2 separate regions of the Mus musculus genome follow, and region 1 is linked to region 2. Evidence: chromatin loops called from intact Hi-C (ENCODE). Cell type or tissue: left cerebral cortex. All regions are shown on one strand. Links, peaks and the distances in the headings refer to the core of each region. The heading gives the core; the rest is flanking DNA. Region 1 overlaps Cttnbp2 (cortactin binding protein 2). Region 2 has its middle 27 kb from the start of Asz1.

The links. Peaks named below come from ENCODE experiments on the same cell type or tissue, not always from the same donor. Only the 100,000 strongest peaks of a DNase experiment are listed, where the experiment ranks them.
Region 1: a loop joins it to region 2, with 8 times the contacts of the local background. A loop is called at or near these places in 8 of 42 quality-filtered maps.

The regions. Positions count from the first base shown.
Region 1 is chr6:18,369,346-18,379,685 of GRCm38, forward strand. It overlaps Cttnbp2 (cortactin binding protein 2), which reads right to left. Exons shown (of 23, transcript NM_080285.2): 20 at 9,022-9,085; 21 at 6,592-6,724; 22 at 5,179-5,277. Among named protein-coding and RNA genes, the nearest start is that of Gm40356, 61 kb to the right of the region's middle. In left cerebral cortex, for the core only: a CTCF peak has its summit at 3,752 (motif pointing left); a DNase peak (open chromatin) is centred at 3,749.
Region 2 is chr6:18,131,163-18,141,502 of GRCm38, forward strand. No RefSeq gene overlaps it. Among named protein-coding and RNA genes, the nearest start is that of Asz1, 27 kb to the left of the region's middle. In left cerebral cortex, for the core only: CTCF peaks have their summits at 4,264 (motif pointing right) and 6,101 (motif pointing right); no DNase peak of the experiment used is centred there.

The DNA of each region.
Region 1 (10,340 bases), core at 720-8,719, 240 kb after region 2:
TTGTGATTGTCGCCAGTTAATTAGCTTACACCTTTAGCTCTCAGTTATGCTTGAGGACTGCGGTGTAGACCCACCAATCACCACAATTAGCATTGCTCCTCTACCTGCATTTTTAATTTAATCTTTCTAAGGCATCTCCTTTGGCACATTACAAGTTAATACTGTCCTTTCAACTGAGCACAGGGTCACCAGTTATCTCTAATATCTGCTTTCATCTTCTACCTAAGGTAATGTTGCCTGCAAAATCAGTAGACAATTATGAAATTATGGCAGTACTGGTGGAGGAACAAAATGCATGGGTGGTGGGGGTGGGGGTGGGGGGTGGAGATAAAATTTCTCATTGACTTCAGAAGTCCCAAATTCCTAGGTATGTCCTAAATATGTCACCAAAGGCCTTTTAAAAGTCTACCTCAAATCTTCGTCCCTTTCCACTTATGATGCTCTATTAAAGTCCTGATAAGCTCTCCATATAACCACTGAGCCACCCCTAGATCACTGAAGTGGAACCCATGGCTGCCCAAGCTTTAGACCCAGCTATTGCGAAACCTCTCAGTCAGCTGCGAGCAACTCTGATCTACCCTTGTCTGGGCTTTCAACACTTTCCTAATGAGTAAAAGGCAGTGATGGGGCAATATGAGGTCCAGAACACAAGCATCTGTAGGGGAAAGAAGGCTGGGCTGCAAACTTGTGGCCTGGGAGAGGGAGCGCTTTCCTTCAGCCAGGTTTGCTTTTTCACACCAGCAAACTGCAAGGGAACCTGGGAAGAGGGTTAAGCTATACCCACACCAGTTCATGCTCCACTGCATCACAGCATGGTATCGGTGAAGAAAATGAAAGAAAACCACAATCATCTTAGCATGCTTGGTTTTCTTTGAAAAAAAAAAAAAAACAAAAACAAAACTGTTGATGATGCTAACAAGTTGAGAGACCCAAGTACTAATACTGTTTAAGTATGAGATGTCCTTCTAAAAACCTACGAACTGGATGCTTGGGTCCTAGTACTGTTTTGGACATTTCTAGAAAACTCAAGGAGTCGGGTTTAGGCAGGAAAAAGTGGGTCCCCAGGGGTGGGTCCTTGGAGATCCTTGTCCATCCTTCTGTCTGTCTCCTTCCTTTCTGCTTACATAGGAAGCACAGAGCTCTCCTCAGCCACATACTCCCTCAGCCATGATGTTCTGCTTGCATACATGAGCCAAAAGATCTTGAACTAAAACCCCTGAAAGCATGAGATAAATATTTCCTCCCCTACATTGTTCTGGCTAGGGATTTGGTCAGCATCACACAAAAGAGAACTAATACAGTCCAGCTTGGTGGGTACTAGATATCGAGAATCCTGACCTGATACTTAACTGTGAAATCACATTCAGGACACCATAACGGAACATCGTGGGACCTAATCATTGCCCTACTAAGGTACATTAGTTACTCTGCTGATTGTTGTGATGGCTTCCAAGCAGCTGTGGGGAGGAAGGATTCGTATGGCTCAGAGTTGAAGGGATGCAGAGTTAGGTGGGAAAGGCTGCTGTAAAGAAGTTAGGAAGTAGAGAGTGATGGGTAGCGACTATGTATCATACTCCACTTTTCTGTGTTACGGGCCAGGTCTTCCATCTATGGGGGATGGGAGCCATCCACCTCCTATGTGTGTCTCTTCTCTTCAGTTAAACCTTCCTAGAATCACTCTTATAGACACAACAGAGGTGTGTTTCTATGTTGATGCTGAAGTCAGTGAAGCTGAGATGATTATACGTTGGGGACTGGCCTATGTGATAATGTGGTCTAAAATACAGTAGATCGTATATGTTATTTAGTGGTACACCACTGTCTAGCATGGGAAAGGGCCTGAATTTGCTCCCTGGCATAACAAAAGCCAGGGGGATCATGTTTAAAAAATATATCAATCACAGTACCTACCTATAATATAGAATGTAAATGGGAATGTCACCATTTTTGATGCATTATCTCTGATAAAATACAGGGTTAATACCAAGACACCAAATGGGAAAGGAGATAATGTGGTGGTGGGTTTTTTTTTGGGGGGGTATACATTGGTGCTTTACTTGTGTGTATATCTGTGTAAGGGTGTGGGATGATCCTCGAGCTACAGATACTTGTAAGCTGCCATGTGACTACTAAAACTTGAAACCTGGTCCCCTGGAATATCAGTCAGTACCCTTAACTGCTGAGCCATCTGTCCAGCTCTGTAGTGTATTATTTTTAATTCTGTCCTTTGATCTGTATCACAAAGACAAGCAGAATGACTACATAATTTACTAAAAATTCTAACAGCTAGAATATGTTTGGGGAGTCCAGCCTGAGTGAGATTCTGGAGTTATCAGGAGGGGCTAAGTACGTGGAAGCTGACTTGGGCTTAGTGTAGTCACAGAAATTCAAAGTCTGAGTATGCAAATCGGAAAACATGCTTACAGGGAGTGAAGGAATGATGTTCCCAGCACTCTGGCAGCCAAGCATCATTTTAGGGTATCTTTCCCAAAGATCCCCAAATAGGAGCCTTAAGGACTGTTTAAACCTTTTTGCCCTAAAGCTCCCAAGGTCTCAGTACAATCCTCTAACGAAAACTTTAATTTATTTTCATAAAGTTGTTTTAAGTATGTAGCCCAAACAAACCATTTTTAAATCTGAGCGAGCCCTTCGTGCAATATTAAGCATTTTCTCTAAGCTTCACAGTCAGCTATTGGATGGATCACAGGGCCTCTAATGGAGAAGCTAGAGAAAGTACCCAAGGAGCTAAAGGGAACTGCAATCCTATAGGTGGGACAACAATATGAACTAACCAGTACCCCGGAGCTCTTGTCTTTAGCTGCATATGTATCAAAAGATGGCCTAGTCGGCTATCACTGGAAAGAGAGGCCCATTGGGCTTGCAAACTTTATATGCCCCAGTACAGGGGAACGCCAGGGCCAAAAAGGGGGAGTGGGTGGGTAGGGGAGTGGGGGGGTGGGTATGGGGGACTTTTGGGATAGCATTTGAAATGTAAATGAGGAAGATACCTAATAAAAAATTTTAAAAAAAGATATGACGATCTCTCTTGATGCTAAAGGGAGAGACAGGTTGCTTCCAGCAGATAGGACTGTGTCAGGGGTGGGGTGTTAGAGGAGAAGGGAATGAAAAGTGGAGGTGGGGAGGATACAATTCACAAGTGGAAAAGTTAGATGAAAGAATAGCAGCCCCTGAAAATATATGTGGGAATAAAGAAGGCATGTAGAAAGTAAAAGACAAAAGCTATATCTTAGAGCACTGGATATCATGCCTGGCTACACATGAGATCAAGAGTCCTGTCTGTATCTTAGTCTAATTACACCAGAACATTTAGAGGGCAGAGTTCAGGAAGTGGAGATTTACCAAAAAGCTTGAAGTAGATGTCTCTGGTGACATTATGTCACCAGAGATGAAGATTAGTCTGAATTTACGTCATTTAGAAAATAGAAAAACATTTACAGTATTTGTCATTTATATTGATGATTTGCGTGTTTTGCTGTTTTGCTTAAGAAATAGTTACAGTCCTTCACTGTCAGAGAGTTACACAGGGCCAGGAGGAGCAGGTTCCTGACGGAGTATGCCTTCTGGCCATGAAGGAGAAAGTAATTTCAGTTAATCCAGAGTGCTCTCACCTCTGAAGGGAGTTATTTCCTGATAAGAGGAGAAACTGGGCGTGGAACCAAGAAATGCCAGGTGCGTTGTAAACAAGATAGAGAAGGAAGGACTCTGCCAGCTTCCAGACAGCTGGGGGATTCTGCCCTCTGCTGGCAGCTCCTGAGAAAAGCATCCTCTAGATGGGAACTGCCCCGAAGAAAGCAGGATGCGGCTCTCTTAAAACCCACAGCCACCTGCACAGAGTTCTTAAGAGGCCAGGCAAGATCAAGGACACCTCAAGCTCCCTTCTAAAACAAAGCTTCGTCTCTGCCCGTAGCTTGCATTATTTTCAGCCCCATATTTTTATGGATAATGGCTTGTAGTAGAAAAATAAGGTTTGTCTATCAGACATTTAAACAAAAAGCAACATTGTCTAACATTTTTTTTCAGTGTCAGAATTTGAACCCAAAGATTTATCTGTGCTAAGAAAGGACTGCACTCTACCACTGAGCCATTTCTATAGTGAACAGACAACAATATAGTCATATAAGAAATGACTTGGTACTAGGGGGAAATTGTTCAGTAGTGCTCATTATTCCATTTCTTGAGATGTTCTGGGCCTATTTCTCTATGCCATACAATGAATCCTAAAGAGTGGTTCTAGGGGACCAACCAAAGCTCAGAGAAACTGTCACACATGGACAGTGAATTAAGGACTTAAATATGGCAGAAAGACAAACTCTAAACAAAATATTTTCAAACCAAATGCTCCTGGCAGGCAGAGAGGTCTTTATAGCATGTTCTGTATCTTATTAGGGCCTTTAGCCCACTTCCTTCCTTTCAATACAGATACCACTAACCAGAACTAATGAACCACAGCAGCAGAAGCTGTGGACCCAGGACTGTAGGCTAACCAGCTAAAGATTAGTCATTTAATAGTTACACCATGCCCACTTTAAAACCTGCCCCACCTCTCCTTGCACACACAGGTCTTTGTGAGCCATTGTGGGGGTAGATGTGAACAGGAAGGGAAGGGGGACGCAATGGAGCTTATTGAACACAAACCATGTATTACTAAGTGCCTCTAGGTCCTGTACACCCTCACAAAGCAGTGGATGGGCAGGATTTTATCCAAGGTTCCTGTTCACCCAGAAGACCGAGTTGTTCTGTCCCTTATGGGAGCTAACACAATCCACAGAAACCTTGGCCCTTCTGTTTGCCTCTCTGACTTGATTTTTTGAAAGACGGTCTCTCACTAAAACTCTAAGAAAATGAGAGTTTGTAAGTGTCTAAGCTCTTTATGTTACCATTCAGCCTCTGCAGTATTTAACTCAAGATGCACCCAAGGCAAGAAATCTTAAGCTGTTTGTTAAACAGAAATGGAGACAAAGATTTTAAGATAGACACAACATTTAGAAATACAATATCAAACGGTAAGAAAAAGTCAGATCAGCATATTACCAGAACATTTTAAAATCTTAATTTGTACACTTTTTCCTATTTCTTCTCTCCGTGTAAATTACAGAGTTGAAAAGTCAGTTCCGCAACAAGCCCTTTGTCTCTCCTTTTGGAAAGAAAAACATTTACCTTCTGTGGCACTGGTGTCCTCAGGTTAAGAGGTGCTGAAGTCCCAGGGTTGGTTCTTGAACTATCAAACTTCCTCAAGTCATCCCTGGAATCAGCAATCTGAAAAGACACAAGCCACCAAGTCCATCCTCCAAGACACAAGCCACCAAGTCCATCCTCCACTGATGCACTGTGGCTCGCCTGAAACAGAGCCAAGCACCTCGACGGAGAAGCCACAGTAGGGCAGACACCCACTTCCCTAACTTGGAAAACTTCTAGAGAAGATGTCTCTAGACTGTCCTGCTCAAACGACATTTTTTAAACCAAAGACAAAAAGTCTATTAAAAAGGTATCTCTTATAGAAAGCAGAGGATTAAAAAAAAAAAAAAAGGAGAAGAATCTACTTGGCGAGTCAGGACAAAAAAAATTAGTATGTGAGTCATTATTTCATTTTTGCTGTAGATAAGGATTTTAGTTTATTTCCAGTAAGGTTGAATAAAGCAGCCACTTTTACTTTTCCTAGAGAGTTTAAGTGTTCATCTGAAATCGTTGAATCTGTCACTGGATCTACACTACATTATATCTTTGTTCCCTTTCAAGTAAAAGTTTTTATGGAGGAGGCTTGGACAAACGTACTGCAGACACAAGAGTGCCAAAACAGGTTCAACTTGATGCTATTAATGTTTTCCTTGAGATTTCAGGTAACTGGTTTCTCTATCTGGTTCTCAAGTTTCACAGCTTAAAGACCATGACAATACATATTATATGGGATCACCCTTTTCCTTATTTGTAAAGAATGTTGCTGCAACTCTGTCTATAACAGGTTCATAGATTCAGGATCTTCTATGAAGCTTGTATCTTACCTATATATAGCTTATGTACTAAAATTGGCGATGATAGTGTCTGAAAAACTCAAACTTAGGCTTTTGTATAAAGCTACTTACGGAGACAGACACTGGGTTCAAGGGTTGTCTAAGCTAACATAGTAGAGAGAATCTATATCAAAACATGAAGACGGGATGCAGCTCAGGGGTAGAACACTTGTCTAGCATGCAAACCCCAGGTTTTACCCCCCCCCATATCACACACACACACACACACACACACACACACACACACCTTCCCCAAATCAAAAGTCTGCTCAAATAGATATGCTGGCTTGATTTGTGCTGATACAATTAATACACAATTTTAAGTTCAGGTGTTTCAGAGAACAGCAAAGCCCCTATTACTATCCAATGGCTTGGGAGAAATGAATCCAAGCAAAGCTTTCTGAGCAAAGCAAAGGATGACTCGATCTATAGCATCAACAATGATACCTGATAAGACACTTCATTTAGAGGATGAATTTTAGGATGTGGCTCCCAGCATCCTGTTGTAAAGTCACATCTCTACTGGACAGAGCCAATGACCGTGCACCTGGGGAATGCTTACCTTACTTATATCAGACTCAGATTTGCTGGAACACATACTCTGGAGTTCTTTGACCAGATCTGCTTCATCATCTGAACCCAAAGAGAGTCTGTGGTCCAAAGTCAATGTCACAGATAGATCATTCTCTAAGGACCTAATACAAAGGCCAGAGGAGAGTTTTTCAAAAATGGGAACAAACCAGTTATCAAATAGAGAACTCTAGACACTCTACCTTCTGAACTTTGAGATGAAGAAGAGTTTCCAATATCCTCCCAAGTAACTCATAAAGTCATCCAGTGCAACAACAGCCCTATACCAAGAGATGTGAATACTAAGTGGTATTCTCAAGATGTCATTAACTTCCAGCCAAGAAACTCTTAGTAGGATAACAGTTCTTTTTTTCACAAAGAAAGCTATGTAGGTGTAGACTATTTCCAATCTCCTTTCTTTCTCCCTTTTCTCTATCACTTAGGTCTGACAAAGTGAAGTTCAACCCATAGAGGTTTGCCAATATGCCTGTCCAAACGCTGAACAAGGATGACAGCAGTGAGCATGCCAGCATGGACAGGGAAGAGCCCACAAGGCCTGAGTCCTACACAAAGAATCCTGGCACTCAATGAAAGCTGAATGAGGGAGAAGTAGTTTTCTCCAGGGAAGAGCAGTACCAATGTAAAACATACATAAGAATACATACACATAGCGATACATACATACATACATACAATAACATTATACAGTCCGAGCAGGTTATAGTTAAGAATCCTAAAGAAAAGAGAGAACAGGATGGAAAGGAGAGTGGCAGGATTTAGAGCAGTGGTTATTAACCTTCCTAAGGCTGTGACCTTTGAATAGGATCCCTCATGCTGTGGGTGATCCACAATTATGAAATTATTTTGTTACCACTTCAGAACTGTATCTTCTGACTGTTATTGATCATCATGTAAATATCTGATATGCTGGATATCTGATACGTAACCCCAAAGGTTGAAAACCATTGGTTTACAAGGAGAGAAGGGAGAAATGTAAATGTATCCAAAAATTATAAAAAAAAATTTTAAAGTAATGAGCAGGGGGCTTGCGGGCTGGGGTGGGGAGAGGAGCGTGTGTCAGTGTAATACACTGGAATGAAAATTCATAATAAACTTGAGTTGGCCATGCTAAGACTAGCCTAATTATTTTTCTCTTAGCAGTACAGGCTTCCAAGTACTCTCAATTGAAAAAGAAACTTAGAATGACTTCTTAGGGTTGGGGGCGGGGGGAGCTTACTCAAGCTTTGGTATGTGATGGTCTTAATGGAAAGTCACATAAAATGCAATCTCATTTACCTCTCTCTGTAACACTATAATCAGGGTACATGGTGTGCATTTTATTTGCAAACTATCCAAATATTTCTATCCTATAATTAGCGACATGTTTCTTTATAGTCCAAAATACTTGTAGCTAAAATAATCAATAGTACTATAAGGGGAATATACCTAAGATGATCACTATAAACACAGTACTTATAGGTAAATAAGCAATGCTGTTCAGTAAATCTAGTGTTAAAAAAAGCTATCGATGGATTGCCTAAGTCAATGGTTTACAACCTTCCCACTGCTATGACACTTGAATATAGTTCTTTCTATTGTAGTGACTTCAACCATAAAATTACTTTCATTGCTACTTCATAACTGTAATTTTGCAATATATGAATTGTAATATAAGTTTCTGACATGAAAGATGGTCTTAGGCAAGCCCATGAAGTTAGCCTACAAAAGGGGTCGCGGCCCACAGGTTGAGAACCACTGGTCTAAATGTTCACAAATGTAAGCCTTCTTACAGAATTGTTAAATGAAAAAGTTCGATTAAAAAGTGAATCCCAGCACTCGGGAGGCAGAGGCAGAGGCAGGTGGATTTCTGAGTTCAAGGCCAGCCTGGTCTACAAAGTGAGCTCCAGGACAGCCAGGGCTATACAGAGAAACCCTGTCTTGAAAAACCAAAAAAAAAAAAAAAAAAAAAAAAAAAAAAAAAAAAAGTGACCCCTGCTGGGCACTGGTGGCTCACACCTTTAATCCCAGCACTTGAAAGGCAGAGGCAAGGGGATTTCTGAGTTCCAGACCAGCCTGGTCTACAGAGTGAGTTCCTTGTCTTGAATCCCTCCCCCCCAAAAAGTGAACCCTAGTTCTATAGATTTATTCAACAAGTTAAAAACAAAATAGGTTTTACATTATGCTTATTGAAGTTAACAAGATTTCATCTAAAGTTTGTATTAATGTGTTGTCTCGGTTATGATATTTATTACTCCAAAATCATATTATTATTATTATTGCAAAAGCTGCACAAAATAATGTTAACAATATACCAAATACTTTAAAAAGCTAATTAATTATTAAACTCAAGTGTTAATTAAAGTTAGCTAATAATTAAACTCAAGTTTTCTGTGATGTAAATAAAACTTGAAAGGGAACTTACTGTTGCTTCGACAGAGAGGAGTTCCTGTTAGTATTCAGGTGTGGTATAGTCTTGTTCCTCATACCTGTTGCGAAACAGCCATGGTCAATAGAATTTCATTGTTCCATTATTCCTGTGCACTCATAAGTGCTTGTGTGTGTGTGAGTGTGTGTGTGTGTTTTTCCTAGATTCTAGACTCTGAAGCACTGGGCTCAATTTAAGAAACCTGCCATTGGTTTTTATAAATGCCATTGGTTTTTTTATAAATGGCCCATACACTCAGTATTTGATCTATTGATATATTTAGGTCTTTATCCCCAAAATACCAAAAGGGGAACTAGAACCTGCCATTTCATGAGCATAATCCACCATCAGGTGCACATTTTGATGTGTTACCTGTTAGTCTTATGTTGCATGTAGCACCAACAATGTACTTGTAAAAGTTTAATTTTTAGAAACTATTATTATTCAGAAATTAGGAATGGTATATAAAGAACAATAAAAATCAAGCTAATATTTTCCAATTTGTAAATTATGGATCTCTTAAGAAAACAGAAAATGTCAGACTCTATGTATTCTTGTATAAGAACATTTATTTGTATCATGTGTCCTGATACAATGTGTTTCCTACTAGACTATAGTCAGAGATGTATAAGAAACAATGTTAAGTCATTTTAGATTCAAGATATATTTCTATGACTTCAAATTTCATAAACTCACTAAAACACTTAGCTACTTCTGAATGAAGGCTGAAATTATGTGAATGCTGCTGACCCAAATGTTCTCTGAAGAATGATCTTAGGCAGGAATGTAACTTAGTGATATAGTTCTTGCTTCAAGTGCTCTGAGCCTTGACTTTGAATGCCACAGCCACAAGGGAAAAAAAGTTTTTGAAAAGTAAAGTGAATTTAAAATAGTTCCATTAAAAGGAGGTCCCCAAAGGCCACTTCACTAGTTCTTCACTTGTCTTGCTCTAGGACTGGTGGCACTTAAGAGAGGCATTGTCCTGACCACTGCTAAAGTGTCACCGTAGGCACTGGTGTATGGAAGTCTGGGAGCCAGTGATCTTCCTATCAGGTCTAGAGAGAAATAGGTGGTCTTCACTACATATTATGAATTTCCACAGTGATCTGATAGGGCCTGTTACTTTCCTTTCAGTCCTGGGCCACTTGCACATAGTAGGCAAGAACTCTCCCACCAAACATTTATGTCCAAAACCAAAATCTTTCATGAAGTGTTCGTGTTTTGAAGTATATTATAGTTGATACTACAAACAGTTCTAAGCAATGAAATTCTATGATTTCTAATTTTAATTAGCCTTTTTGGAGACTGGGTCTTAT
Region 2 (10,340 bases), core at 1,135-9,134:
CTGCCGAAGCACATTCAGTTAAACTTTATGAACATGCTGCTCTAAATAGAATTGGTTTTTAATATTTTTTTCATTTTTAATAAAATTTATATTATGAAACAAAATGTAAGTACTTTTGGTCACAACAGCTACAACATCAAACTAGATTTCAGGGAGAAGTGTATATTGTATCCATTCTAGAGAATTACAGTTCTGCTAATATAGAGTAGTGGAACATATTTCAATACATTCAGGATTTTAAGAATATATAGTAATCAGGTAAGAATATTGGAGCTTGGCAGTGTTGGTACACACCTTTAATCCTAGCACTGGGGGAGAAGCAAATGGATTTCTGTGAGTTCAAGTCCCTCCTGGTTTACAGTGTGAGTTCCAGAATAGGCTAATCAAAGCTACATGGGAAAACCCCTGTCTTTAAAAGTTAAAAAAGAAAGGAGAGAGAGAGAGAGAGAGAGAGAGAGAGAGAGAGAGAGAGAGAGAGAGAGAGAGAGAGAAAGGAGGAAAGAAAGGAAGGAAGGAAACAAAAGATAAGAATAATGAATGTCTGGCTAGGAATTAGTTTTTATTTCAATTGTGATTTTTAATATTTCTATCTGCCTAGGTGATATTTAATTCTTCCAAGCATGTATCAATACTCTGCAAATAAATGACTAAAACCTGAATCTTATCAATCTAAATAACTTCTGTGCAGTTGACTAATACAAAGAATTCCAGTAAAGGTCCTTGTTAATTATGAATTGTGCATTTTTACTCCAAGAGAAGAATGGCAGACAGAGTCATAATGGTGTAATTGTTGAATGTTTAAATAAACACAATCTATGTGGGAATGAATAATATGATTTATAAAATAGGAAGTCATACCAGCCAATCAAATTTATTTCAACAAATGATAAAAAAAGATAGTTGTTTTAAAAAGGAACAAGGAAATATAACTTATTAACATTTTCCCTTGACAAAGTCTCCATTCTCCTTTTTCCACCCCTGCCCTCATCATAACACACAGATACATAGACTGTGGTTTTAAACATTGAACTATAGGGCTGGAGAAAAACTTTTATTTTATTTGGAAATTGTTTGAGAAATAAGTAACAGAGTTGGGATAGTTAGTTATTTAAAAGAAAAATGTGATACTTGTTTTTTCAGTAAGAAGTATATTTGTGAATATTATTTTTATTGTTTTAAATTAGAAATACTTTGTGTAGACAGGTGCTTGTCTGTTTGCACTACATGCCTGCTTGGCTCCATGGAGGCTAAAAGAGAGTCAGCTCCCTGGATCTGGAGTTAGAGATTGTGAGCTGCCATGTGAGTGGTGGGGGCTGATCTGCATCCTATGCAGGCACAGCAAGTGCTCCTAATCCCTGTGTCATCTCCAGACCCAAACTTAAAACTTTAAGGTTCAGACACTGATATGTGGTATCTAAGTTGCTGATGACATTACACAAGTGACTTCTGGGTCTGAAAAAATTTAACCAAAATTATTTTTGACTTTTTTAATGAAAATATAATCACAACTTTTCAATCCAAAAGAAGTTTTAAAAGTCCAAGATGTTGGGAGAGAACTGAAAGAGTTGAACATTGGTATAGCTAAGTATAAAAATAGGGTGAAATGCATTGGAAGAAAGAATGCAAGTATATTGTCATTCCAACAGTCATGATAATCCTTTCATAGTTTTGGAAAGTTAAAAAATTATAGCTGAGGGCTGACAAGATGGCTCAGCAATTTAAGATGCTTGCTGTACAAGCTTGGCAACATAAATTTCAACCTGAAAACTCATGTAAACTGGTAAAAGAGCCTGCTCAACAATGAATTCTCTCTCTCCCTCCCTCCCTCCCTCCCTCCCTCCCTCCCTCCCTCTCTCCCTCCCTCCCTCCTTCTCTCCCTCCCTCCCTCTCTCTCTCCCTCTCTCTCTCCCTTTTCCCCCCTCTCTCTCCCCCCCCCTCTCTCTCACACACACACACACATGACCTTATATTAAAATTCTTTCACTGTAGTAAAATGTACACAACATACTATTTTTCATTTTAGGTCTTCCAATGCCAATAAGCCCATTTGTGTGTCATTAAATACTTTTAGTGTTGCATGATCACCATCATGCATTTCCAGAACTTTGTCATCTTCACAAAAAACTCTGCATCCTTTACCCATTACCTCCCCACTCTTTTCCTCTCTCTCAACATCTGCAAATCTCTGTTCTTCCCTAGTCTAGATGCCTACTCTACAGGTTGAACCATAAGATGCTTTTTCTTGTATATATATGAGTAGGATTTAAGAGAAATTTCCATTGGATCATATATCAGAATTTGGTAGCTTTTATGGCATAATGAAGGATTTTGCTGTTGCCATACTCTCAAGAATGTATATACAGTATTTTCTTTTGGGAGAGGAAAGTAAGAGTTAAGCCCTGGAGGCTCTGTGTGGGTTAAAGAAGCCCTAGTTTAGCAGCTGAAAGGGTCAGATGCAGATATTTGCACGCAATCAATGGACAGAAGCTTCTGACCACTGTGGTTGAATTAGAGAAAAGCTAGAAGAAGCTGAGGAGGAGGGCGACCCTGTAGGAGGACCAGCAGTCTCAAGACAAGATCTCTCAAACACTGGACCAACAACCAGGCAGCATACAGCAGCTGATATGAGCCCCCCTCACACACATACAGCAGACGACTGCCAAGTCTGGGTTCAATCAGAGACAATGCATCTAATCCTCAAGAGACTGGAGGCCCCAGGGAGTTTAGAGGTCAGGTGGGAGGGGGGTTGGGGACATCTGCGTGGAGACAGGTGGGTGGGGAGGAGGTATGGGACGTGGAACAGTCAGAGGGTGGATGGGGTTGGGGGTGGGGAATAAAACCTGGAATGTGAGAAATAAAAAAAAATGTTAAAAAAGAAGCCGTTGTTTGATAAGTCTTAGAATATGACCAGTGATAGTCTTTCCTGAAAAACTTTCAAAAGAATAATATAATGTAAACATAATTAAGAGGCATTAGGTCATAGAAACAAAAAGTATAGGTACTTTCTAATAAAATGTTGCTGTTATAACTTATTTAGAGGAAAATAAAGGTTCTGTAGGAGACTGACCTAATATTCTAACCATCTAAGCTGATGGGCAGCTGTAGTTTTTCATATATCTGTCCAGTGGCTAAAAATGCTGACTGCTCTTGCAGAAGAACTAACTTTCGTCCCCAGCAATGACGTCAGGTGACTCACAACAGCCTGTAATTCTGGCTCCAAGGGATCAAGAACTCTCTTCTGGCCTCGGAGGCCACCTGAACTCACATATATGAACAGATTTCCCATCCCTGTTATTTAAAAATAAAGTTTTTAAGGAAGAACTTAAATTACTAATTCTATATGTAATAACTTGCATGAGTCCTACAAACACAACTGAATTAAAGAAGGCAGACACTAAGAGTGAATGACAGCTGAGTGCACATGTCACATAGTTCCTTGGGGACAACTGATGAAGAGGCGACAGGAAGTGGGCTGTAGAACTGGTACAATAGACTTATGAATCTGATGATAGTTACATGGAAATGATTCGCGTACTTTTCTGTACGTGTATTAAATGGCAAGTACTTTAAAAACAAAACCAAATACTAATGAAATTTTGGGTCTAAAACATAAGAAGTTTACTATACCATTTGGCTAGTAATTTTTCTGGACCTCATAGCACAATTTAAAAATGTTGGAATTCCACAAATTAAAGATGCTGCACTCCACAAAGTTAGTGTTGAGGATTTCTGAAATGTTAAGACATGGTCATTCCTTAATCTTCCTCCCTTAGAAAAAGAATTATAGCTCTTACTTCTTGTGGAGAATGAGAACTAAGCTGATCCATGAGCCAGTTGCTAGTAGAAATTAGTGTTGTGCTGTGTTTGTGATATTTGCTGAGTTTTAGTGTAGTATTCGTGCACACAGTGCACTCATTCAAGATGGCTGTTGTTGCAAGAGTAGAAACTGGGAAAGTATTTCTTCTCATGTGTTCATTTTAGATGATTCAGTTCTTATTTTAATGTGGCCATTTAATCTGATCTATATTAGAAAGTGACATACTTTAGTATAGTTTTTATTTTCATCCCAATCTTAACCCATAAGCAATATGCTTCCATCTGAACAGTTCTTCCATCAGGAAATGAAGTATTCCAATTTAGTCTAGCCTAATGAAAATTTCATAACACTAAACTTTCCTGTTTAAGTTATACTTCTTTCCAGTATGCCGTCTAAGCATTTTAACTTTTCTCTTTTCTTCCTTTCTTCTTTTTTTTAACCAGCAGAGGGCAGATAAGACAGAGAAAAGAAATGACAAGAAATTGGCCTCAGTTTCAAGTGGTTAATACTTCTCTCCAAGTCATATATAAAGTGAGTTAGTTGGCTTTCTCTTTTAAAAACAGCCTAATAATAAGATTTAGTTTCTTACACAGGTATCTAACTTGACTAAGGTATCTAATAAAATTAGTACTTTTAATTTTCAATTGTTTACAAATCACTAATTTTAAAAGTCTAAATATTCTTTATATTTTGAAGTGATGTGGTGAAATACCCCTTCCTACTTTGAGCAGAGTTAAACGTCTTTCTTCCATGATTTTGAATTCACTTATGGATAGATTTATATGACTCTTTTCTTCTGTTTTAATAAAGCCATTAGCTATTTTTGTAGTTTGAGTACTACATATCTTAAAAATAATTGAAAGTAACTCAAATGACACACAATCAATTATCTTTTCTTTTTGGCAATAAGTGCTCCACAGGAAGGCTTAAGTACTGTTGTAGGGATATAGTAAAATGTTTTCTCTTGCAACATTAAGGTTGTTTCATCAACAATAAGACATCGTTTCCTGAACATTAGGTGGTACAATTACCTACGTCATCCAACAGATCAGCTTAGCTTTCAAGTAAACATTTTCAATCATAGGTGAAGGTACAACGTGGATTTTTGCTTTTTTTTCTTCTATTTTTTTTTTTTTTTGGTGTAAATGAGATGCTACTGTTTGGGATTAGAGAAAATGCTATATTTTCTCTATTCCTGGGAGGATAAATTTTTATTCTGCTCATTCTACCTACTGTGAGTATCTGCTTTCCTTTCTTACTGAGAATTTTATCTTTAAGACTCTTCTTTTTAAAGGACAAAAAGTTACTTACAGAATCACAGCTGGATAGCAGGTGCTTTGTTTTAGTTACTATGACAAAGTCAGATATTTTAGGTGAGTCCATTTATTGAACTAAAGTCATACGAAATGTAGCTGAGAATTCATTCTTTAATAGGAGGAAAAACTAGAAAGCATTCTTAGAGTTGCTAATTCTATTCTTCTTGTATTCAATAAGAAAAGAATACATTTAGCTTAGGTGAGTCATGAACTTCACTGTATGTATTGAGCAGTAGGAGAAATTAGCCTATCATTTAGTTCTCTTAGAATAAATGCTTCCTGGTACAGTAAACTGGGGTTGGATTTCTGATGTGTAACTTAAATGTGCTAGTATAAGATATTTTTAAAATAAGAGAAACAAGCTGGATGAGAAAAAAATTTTTTACCTTTGTTGAAAAAGCCTCTTGCTCTTAAAAGAGAATTTTTAATTATTGACCGGAAATACGTCTCCCCATGGCATATACTGAAGATGAGCTTATATAGCTCGGGACACAGGTGTGAACTTGAGGAGGGATCTTGAAGACTGGGTGAACAGGAAATCTTGGTCAGACAGAGTGATAGAGCTTCGGGCCCATGTGTAATTTCTCTGAACTATTTCTTCCTGTTGTACTTTGTGGGTGAGCCTGTTTAGTCCAGTTTTACCTTTCTTAAAATACAACATGATTTTATTTCCTTGCTCTAAGCCCTAGGAAGACAGTTGCAAACTTTTTATGTTTTTATTTTCAGATTTTTGAGTTTATGATGATACAAAAGGGCGCTTGCTATTCAAGAGAAAGCATTTTGAAGTTTGACTTGCTTATTCTGTTAATATGCAGAAAGGCTCCCTTTGTGCCAGGTACCCAATTGATACTTTAAAGTAAATTCTGTTGCTAAACTATGATGTCTAGCAACTTAGGTGTATTAAATGTACATTTAAAAAATATTTTATTTGTTTTATGTGTATAATTATACTGTAGTTGTTTTCAGACACACCAGAAGGGGGCATCAGATCACATTACAGATGGTTGTAAGCTACCATGTGGTTGCTGGGAATTGAACCCAGGACCTCTAGAAAAGCTGCCAGTGCTCTTAACCGGGGAGCCATCTCTCCAGCCCCTTAAATGTGCATTCTTTATTTGGATTATGTTTCTATTTAAGGTGACTTTATCCAGATTTGGCCTCATCAGAAAGCTAGGAGCTTTACCTGACTTCCTTAGCAGCCTTAATAGGTATGGGCTACCTTATCTTGGCAGGTGTCATTCTGAAGAACACAGTTCAAGTCTGTTTTTTCTATAACCACTCCTCCTTCACCGTCTCTATCCCTCTTCATAAAGACTGCTCCTCTTTGCCCATAAACTTCAAAGTTATCTTGTCTTCCAGTGGCCCTTGATTTTAAGATTCAATTTTGATAGTGTCTTTTCTTTTTTTTTTCTTTCCATTTTTTATTAGGTATTTAGCTCATTTACATTTCCAATGCTATACCAAAAGTCCCCCATACCTACCCACCCCCACTCCCCTACCCGCCCACTCCCCCTTTTTGGCCCTGGCGTTCCCCTGTTCTGGGGCATATAAAGTTTGCGTGTCCAATGGGCCTCTCTTTCCAGTGATGGCCGACTAGGCCATCTTTTGATATATATGCAGCTAGAGTCAAGAGCTCCGGGGTACTGGTTAGTTCATAATGTTGATCCACCTATAGGGTTGCAGATCCCTTTAGCTCCTTGGGTACTTTCTCTAGCTCCTCCATTGGGAGCCCTGTGATCCATCCATTAGCTGACTGTGAGCATCCACTTCTGTGTTTGCTAGGCCCCGGCATAGTCTCACAAGAGACAGCTACATCTGGGTCCTTTCGATAAAATCTTGCTAGTGTATGCAATGGTGACAGCGTTTGGATGCTGATTATGGGGTGGATCCCTGGATATGGCAGTCTCTACATGGTCCATCCTTTCATCTCAGCTCCAAACTTTGTCTCTGTAACTCCTTCCAAGGGTGTTTTGTTCCCACTTCTAAGAAGGGGCATAGTGTCCACACTTCAGTCTTCATTTTTCTTGAGTTTCATGTGTTTGGAAATTGTATCTTATATCTTGGGTATCCTAGGTTTTGGGCTAATATCCACTTATCAGTGAGTACATATTGTGTGAGTTCCTTTGTGAATGTGTTACCTCACTCAGGATGATGCCCTCCAGGTCCATCCATTTGGCTAGGAATTTCATAAATTCATTCTTTTTAATAGCTGAGTAGTACTCCATTGTGTAGATGTACCACATTTTCTGTATCCATTCCTCTGTTGAGGGGCATCTGGGTTCTTTCCAGCTTCTGGCTATTATAAATAAGGCTGCTATGAACATAGTGGAGCATGTGTCCTTCTTACCAGTTGGGGCATCTTCTGGATATATGCCCAGGAGAGGTATTGCTGGATCCTCCGGTAGTACTATGTCCAATTTTCTGAGGAACTGCCAGACGGATTTCCAGAGTGGTTGTACAAGCCTGCAATCCCACCAACAATGGAGGAGTGTTCCTCTTTCTCCACATCCTCGCCAGCATCTGCTGTCACCTGAATTTTTCATCTTAGACATTCTGACTGGTGTGAGGTGGAATCTCATGGTTGTTTTGATTTGCATTTCCCTGATGATTAAGGATGTTGAACATTTTTTCAGGTGCTTCTCTGCCATTCGGTATTCCTCAGGTGAGAATTCTTTGTTCAGTTCTGAGCCCCATTTTTTAATAGGGTTATTTGATTTTCTGAAGTCCACCTTCTTGAGTTCTCTTGGAGGATTTTACCTTTGATGAGAACGAAGTGCCCCTCCTTGTCTTTTTTGATGACTTTGGGTTGGAAGTCAATCTTATCAGATATTAGGATGGCTACTCCAGCTTGTTTCTTCATACCATTTGCTTGGAAAATTGTTTTCCAGCCTTTTATTCTGAGGTAGTGTCTATCTTTTTCTCTGAGATGTGTCTCCTGTAAACAGCAAAATGTTGGGTCTTGTTTGTGTAGCCAGTTTGTTAGTCTATGTCTTTTTATTGGGGAGTTGAGACCATTGATGTTAAGAGATATTAAGGAAAAGTAATTGTTGCTTACTGTTATTTTTGTTGTTAAAGTTGGCATTCTGTTCTTGTGGCTGTCTTCTTTTAGGTTTGTTGAGGGATTACCTTCTTGTTTTTTCTAGGGCATTGTTCCCATTCTTGTATTGGTTTTTTTCTGTTACTAACCTTTGAAGGGCTGGATTCGTGGAGAGATAATGTGTGAATTTGGTTTTGTCGTGGAATACTTTGGTTTCTCCATCTATGGTAATTGAGAGTTTGGCTGGGTATAGTAGCCTGGGCTGGAATTTGTGTTCTCTTAGTGTCTGTATAACATCTGTCCAGGCTCTTCTGGCTTTCATAGTCTCTGGTGAAAAATCTGGTGTAATTCTGATAGGCTTGCCTTTGTATGTTACTTGACCTTTTTCCCTTACTGCTTTTAGTATTCTATCTTTATTTAGTGCATTTGTTGTTCTGATTATTATGTGTCGGGAGGAATTTCTTTTCTGGTCCAGTCTATTTGGAGTTCTGTAGGCTTCTTGTATGTTCATAGGTATCTCTTTCTTTATATTTGGGAAGTTTTCTTCAATAATTTTGTTGAAGATGTTTGCTGGTCCTTTGAGTTGAAAATCTTCATTCTCATCCACTCCTATTATCCGTAGGTTTGGTCTTCTCATTGTGTCCTGGATTTCCTGGATATTTTGAGTTAGGATCTTTTTGCATTTTCCATTTTCTTTGATTGTTGTGCCGATGTTCTCTATGGAATCTTCTGCACCTGAGATTCTCTCTTCCATCTCTTGTATTCTGTTGCTGATGCTCAAATCTATGGTTCCAGATTTCTTTCCTAGGGTTTCTATCTCCAGTGTTGCCTCACTTTGAGTTTTCTTTATTGTGTCTACTTCCCTTTTTAGGTCTAGTATGGTTTTGTTCATTTCCATCACCTGTTTGTATGTTTTTTCCTCTTTTTCTGTAAGGACTTCTACCTGTTTGATTGTGTTTTCCTGTTTTTCTTTAAGGACTTGTAACTCTTTAGCAGTGTTCTCCTGTATTTCTTTAAGTGATTTATTAAAGTCCTTCTTGATGTCCTCTACCATCATCATGAGATATGCTTTTAAATCTAGTTCTAGGTTCTCGGGTGTGTTGGGGTGCCCCGGGCTGGGCGAAGTGGGAGTGCTGGGTTCTGATGATGGTGAGTGGTCTTGGTTCCTGTTAGTAGGATTCCTACGTTTACCTTTCGCCATCTCGTAATCTCTGGAGTTAGTAGTTATAGTTGACTCTGTTTAGAGATTGTTCTTCTGGTGATTCTGTTACCGTCTCTCAGCAGACCTGGGAGACAGATTCTCTCCTCTGAGTTTCAGTGCTCAGAGCACTCTCTGCTGGCAAGCTCTCTTACAGGGAAGGTGCGCAGATATCTTGTTTTTGGACCTCCTCCTGGTCGAAGAAGAAGGCCCAAAACAGGGCCTCTCTCAGAAGCTGTGTTGCTTTGGCAGTTCCCAGAAGCTGTCAGCTTCTGTGGTGCAGACTCTCACCTGTGCAGACTAAATTCCTAAGTTCCAGGGAGTCCTGGAACCAAGATGGCGACCACTGCTGCTGCGGCTAAGGCCGCCTCCCAAGCCAGGGGGACACCTGTCCTCTGGTCCGGACGGTGGCCGGCTGTCTGCGGCCCGCCAAGGGTGCTGCCTCAGCGGCTCTGTGCTAGACATCCTAATTCTTAGATGGGATTGATCTTAGATATCACTGATTCTTTCTCATGGACATTTATATGTTGAGAATAGATTTCATCCTGTTTTATCTGTCAATAGCTTTATTTATATATTTGTTTCTCTTTCTATGCTACTATAAGCTCCCAGAGAACAAAGACTAAGTCTTGTTCCCAGAGAGCATCGTGTGCCCTGCAGGAGGCACAGACATTTGGAAAAGCCAAAACTATTAGCATTTTCCAGGCCTTCAGAAGAAAGAAATTCAGGTCACAAAATTATGTATCTAAATGTCAAAGTTAACAAATGGATACTATGAAAACACATAAATATTCATAATGGTCCCCAAAGTAGTTGTGCTTTTCATGAAACAATCATAGAGCTTCTAAAAATAATTAAGTGTCTTTATGTAATCTGAGATGAGGCTTGAATGGAAGGGTCTTCCAGACTGTGAAGGGCCATCACATCTTATGAACACTTGATTCCTGTTGTTTGATAAGAGTCAAATTTATA